2 separate regions of the Homo sapiens genome follow, and region 1 is linked to region 2. A link is a loop called in an ENCODE intact Hi-C map of the cell type or tissue named here. Cell type or tissue: GM12878. All regions are shown on one strand. Links, peaks and the distances in the headings refer to the core of each region. The heading gives the core; the rest is flanking DNA. Region 1 overlaps PBX3 (PBX homeobox 3). Region 2 overlaps PBX3 (PBX homeobox 3).

The links. Peaks named below come from ENCODE experiments on the same cell type or tissue, not always from the same donor. Only the 100,000 strongest peaks of a DNase experiment are listed, where the experiment ranks them.
Region 1: it touches region 2 in a loop (2.3-fold over the local background); 36 of 110 quality-filtered maps call a loop at or near these places.

Annotation. Positions count from the first base shown.
Region 1 is chr9:125,756,259-125,759,078 of GRCh38, reverse strand. All of the region lies in intron 2 of PBX3 (PBX homeobox 3), which reads right to left. Among named protein-coding and RNA genes, the nearest start is that of PBX3, 10 kb to the right of the region's middle. RefSeq lists an enhancer at 1-366. In GM12878, for the core only: no CTCF peak of the experiment used is centred there; no DNase peak of the experiment used is centred there; H3K4me3 peaks cover 557 bases.
Region 2 is chr9:125,822,975-125,825,794 of GRCh38, reverse strand. The region is part of intron 2 of PBX3 (PBX homeobox 3); the gene reads right to left. Among named protein-coding and RNA genes, the nearest start is that of PBX3, 77 kb to the right of the region's middle. In GM12878, for the core only: no CTCF peak of the experiment used is centred there; a DNase peak (open chromatin) is centred at 1,514; H3K27ac peaks cover 287 bases.

The DNA.
Region 1 (2,820 bases), core at 290-2,789, 67 kb after region 2:
CTACTTTCTCTGCCTAAGTTGAGTAGTTCTGCTGCCACCTCTGAAGCAAAGACAGCCTGGGGTGTCACTCACTATGGGATCAGGGACAAATTACTTAACCTCTCAGTGTCACCTTCCTCATATGCAAATTGAGAATTAAAATACCTACCTTGGAGCATTGCTACAAGTTTAAGAAATAATATGTCATCAGCATTATATTATTTTTCCCAATAAGTATATATTACTTTAGATTTAAAGCATGAATTTTTTTTAAAGAAATGCATGTAAAGCACCCAGCACGCAGACATTGCTGCACACAGACATTGCTCAATAAATGGCAGTAATTTTTATTATCATTATTAAATGAATGGAATCTTCTGGAGGGGAGAGGCTTATTTTTTCAGCATGCTGCATTAAAGTTCAGCAAATTATAATCGCTTAAGGAAGAAGAGGTTTAGAAATTCTACAGCTTGGCCATCAATTCTAACATTTAAAACTGAAAGGGAAAACTTTATGGGAACATCTTATCTTTTTTTCACATTACAATGGTTGACAGCTACTTTTTTATATTGGAAAATGTTTATATTTCTGAAATTATTCACTCACTGAACATCAGTCATCTAAACGAAAACTTTGAACTCCTAATTTTCAAGTTAAAGCACTCATACTGATTAAAGTTCAGTCTTTAGAAAACACTATTAGATGGCATGTCAATATTCTGCAAAATATTAGAAATTTAAAAGTAACATAATAATCACAGTAATTAAAAAGCAGCCACAATGATAATCAGTCAAAAAAAAAAGGAAACTGGTTTGATGTTAGAACTATAACATTATACTGATTACACTGAAAGTAAGAAATATTTCCTTTATTGAATACAAAATGCCATAAATTTAGGCAAATCAAAATTAGTTCATGCAATACATTGACAGAACAGAATTTATGTTTATAGAGTCCATCATTTCATTTTCAGGCATTCAGTATCTCTACTTGATCACAGTCAAAAGGTCAAGAACCAAGAAGTCAGTAAGTTCCTAAGGACATCCTCAGTATCACATCACTGCTGTAACAAGTGGTGAACACGAGGAAATTCAGACAAGTCAAACACCCACACCTCATACACAGTTAAAAGAATTTTCCTTCATTTTTTTCTCTACTGATTCTAACAAAGAAATATGATGAGAAAAACTGGAGGTTTCTCACTTATTTGAATAACAAGTGAAAATCTAAAAATATCTTCACTGTATGTTATTACCAACTGTATCACTGGGTTTTATAGTGACAGCCCTGTGCTATAATTTCTGAGAAAACCTCTGCATAAAGCTCCATAAACCCAACCATTCCTGTAATGTATCACCTTATCTAGCACACAATCATTTCAAATACAACTTTTCATGTTAGTGTAATTTGTTCAAAAATGGTAATAAATACATCCATGAAGCCACAGAAATCACTGCACAATCTATTATAACTTGTTCTTACCAGTACTGACAGTTAATCCTAGACCCAAGATCCAGTGTAAAAGAAAAATAAAATATGCCAATATTACTAGGTTTAATTAAAGATATTAATTACACACATATCTTTTAATGGACCAACAGTCCCAATCAACATTATAAATAATCTGGACCAACTACAGAGTAATGTCTGTGAACAATTATCACAAAACTAAAACATGGATGGCTGTCAGTTGGTGGCAGAGTTCTTGCTTTCATAATAAATATAAAATCAATTTCCTGCTCTAGTTCCTATTCCAAGTTGAAAATGATATATCTGACTATGAATTCCAACAACCTTCACCTGTAGTTTTTTTTTTAAAAAAAAACAATGGTGGGAGGAGAAAAGAAAGAAAAATGAAACTTGTAAGACCACCTAAGTCAATTCTTCCTCATTTAAGGACACTTGGATAGTAAAGGTAAGATGCACATTTAAGCTTGCCATTTCAAATATATATATTTTTTAATGCAATGATTTCCTCCCCATCAAATGCCATTCAAGAATTTCATAAGTCCTTCCCAATAATTCCTCTATAAATTATTTGCAGGGCTTAGTACATCTGAAAGCCTGTAGAAACCTTTGTTTAAATAATAACATGCAATTTCAAAAGCTTTTTGTTCCCTTTTCAATCAAAAATAACTTCATATGTTTTAAATGAAATTTTGCAAGTAATCAGAGACTAATGAGGATTCACTGATTTAACTAGTTCAGGGAATCAGAGAAGGGAGTGAGAATTTAAAGTAACCAAGTGTTTCATTTAGAAAAGCAGCTAATGTGGTAGGTACACTAAAAGTCGTCTTCACAGCGAAATGTAATCAGGACTTTTGTCTCAGGAGAAACTCATCCTCCTTTCTGTGCACATTCGTAACTCACATTACCATTAACAGGCATCACACATGCACACCGAAGAGATGCCTGCCTTGGTAGTATGCATGCATGGCAGCTGTGGTGACTAAATAATCCACATGGCTCTGAAGAGAAGATATGGTTTACTGGGTCCAGAGTCACAGCTACAGTGGTGGAATTCAGACACTTGAACTAAACCCCAGTAGGAATGCCTTACCCAAACCCTCTTCCTTCTAACCATACCCAGCAAATACAGTTAGGCCAGGATTTTGCAATTCCATCCTCTATGCATGGTTTATAGATAGAAGTTCCATGTTTGAGTAAACCTTAACCTTCTTGTAGGCACAGAAGGTCTGTCTTCCTCCCTTTCCCCACAGCAATCCTAGTATTCATTCATGTATTTCTCCCCAGAATATAAGAAATATCACAAAATAGCTTTATAGAGAAAAATTCAGAGGCCTAGCTTAGGCCACAAAAGTCAACAAAATCTGAATCCAG
Region 2 (2,820 bases), core at 81-2,580:
AGGATAGCAGAAGTACACAGTGATGCTTACTGATGAAATGAGGATACTTTCTAAATCAGTGGTTTTCAAACTGTGGCCCAGGTACCCGTGGGGTCACTGAGGTACCCTCAGGGCTCTGCAAGGTCAAAACTGTTTTCATAATTCATTAAGATGTCACATTTTCTGTTTTAACTCTAATTTGTTCATGAGTATACAATGAAGTTGACAACAGGCTACGTGAAGCATGGCATCACAACAGAATGCAGAAGGAAATATGAGAAAACAGCTGTTGAAGCCAGACATTAAAGAATTTGTTAAAAAAAAAAAAAAGTAAAACAATATCAATCATCTAATTTTTTATTTTGGAAATATAAGTTGTTTTTTATTTTAAAATGATACTTATGCTAACGTGTTATTGTTATTTTAAAATAAACTAATAAAATTTTTAAATTTCTAATACAGTAAATACTAATAAATATAACCCACATAAGCCAAAGCTTGCTAGGTTCTCAATAATTGTTTTTTTTTGCGGGGGACAGAGTCTCACTTTGTTGCCCAGTCTGGAGTGCAGTAGCACAATCTCAGCTCACTGCAACCTCCACCTCCCAGGTTCAAGCTATCCTCCCACCTCAGCCTCCTGAATAGCTAGGAAAATAGGTGCATGCCACCACGCCCAGCCAATTATTGTATTTCTTGTAGAGATAAGGTTTCGCCATGTTATCCAGGCTGGTCTCGAACTCCTGAGCTCAAGTGATCCACTGCCTCAGCCTCCCAAAGTGCTGAGATTTCAGGCGTGAGCCACTATGCCTGGCAATTCTCAATTATTTTTAATTTTAAATGTGGTATGGAAAGAGATCCTGAAAACAAAAAGTCCGAGAATCAGTGGCCTAAATCATAGAGTTGATACAAGGATTAAATGAACTAATGCATGTAAAGCACTTTTCACAACGCATGGCAAACAGTCAACGTTCAGTCAATGGTAGCTATCGTTATTGTTACATAACAACAGCTGCGGCTACAGATAGCAATGCTGAGATCAGCCATTTCTGGAGACTTTGTTGTCCCCCACTGTCTAGTAAGCAATGAGTATTTAAAAAAAAAAAAAAGCCAACTGATTCATCAAATGTAATTCATCATATAGATTCTAATTTAAATTCTAATACAATCAATAAGAACCTGTTAGTCTGAAAGACTGTATCTTTCTAGACCCTGTTAACTTCCTTATAAACTAGGAAGGCCTAGGACTAGACTTACAATATACCTTGGAGACTAGAGTTATCTTGTCCTTTGAGACACCTGGAAAACAGCAATGAGAAGCCTAAGTGTCCTGTGCACAACAAATTAATTAAATATGCATTCTCATAATAAAGAAAGGTATACTTTCCTTTGAAATACTGGATCAATAAGGCATCATGGAATAACGGAACTGTGGACAGGCCCTTGAGCATGCTTCTGGTTAAGATTCTTCATTCCAGGCATATCTAGCACACACCCAAGACAGATCAACAGGTACAGAGACTCACAAACGGACCAGTCATTTTTCACTCTAGTGGTTACGTAGCCCCTCTACAAATCAAACCACAATCTTTCTTACTTTCACTTTCAGGACACTTCCTTATGTTTCATCCTTTATTGATAAAGCTAAAAATAATAATAGTAGTTGTATACAGAGGTCAAACACCTGGCATCAAGCTCATAAAAATCCTTTAACCCTTTAGCCTACATTTTTTTTTTTTTTTTGAGACAAAGTCTTGCTCTGTCACCCAGGCTGGAGTGCAGTGGCACGATCTCAGCTCACTGCGACCTCTGACTCCCAGGTTCAAGCAATTCTCCTGCCTCAGCCTCCTGAGTGGCTGGGACTACAGGTGCGGGCCACCATGCCTGGCTAATTTTTGCATTTTTGGTAGAGATGGGGTTTCACCATGTTGGCCAAGCTGGTCTCGAACTCCTGACCTCAAGTCATTCACCCACCTCAGCCTCCCAAAGTGCTGGGATTACAGACATGAGCCACCGCGCCCAGCCTAGCCTACTTTTCTCTAGTCAAAACACGTTCCAAATCTTTTAACTGTTTCCCATTGGATCTGTACTTCCTTCTCTTAACCATTCTTTTCTGTCTTCTAAACCCCAAGATAAAAACATACAGAATTCTTTTTTAATCTTTCTTTCTTTCTTTTTTTAAAAAAGGAGACTGATCCAAAGTAGCTAACACAGAAATTTCATTGAGGCACTAACAGACTATTTAGCCTTTAAAACTTTATTTAACACTATTACCAAAAAAAAAAGTAATTTATCCTCCTTAAAAAGGACCATATTAACATTATATATGTTAAATTCAGTCTTTTAAAAACTATCTTTGTATCTTGAAATCAGCATTAAGATGAAAGCAAGAGATATTACTGTTGCTATGGTAATACTTCAATGAACAGCATAACACACACTGGTACATAAAAACCATTTTCTGAGCAGCATGTACAGGTAAATAAAAGTTAAATAGCACATCAACAACAATTTCCTCACAGGGTCATGACAACTTTTATTTGTGATGCTTATTTTTATATATTACAGTGACTGAAGTAAATTTGAAAATGTCAATAATCAACAGCAATGGTCAGCATTTGCAGAGGGAACCAGAGAATGTTCGTTTCTCCACTTTTCCCACAACTGTATTTTGGAGTTTCAAGAACCACAGAAGCGTCATCAAATATGACCATACCACAAACTTACACATACAAGAGGCATACTTGCTAAATAGGCAAACATAGGTGAGTTAGGAGAATTAATGAATGGTGGGAGGTTCTGACAAAGTAAAACTCACATCTTTTTTTTTTTTTTAGCTACTTA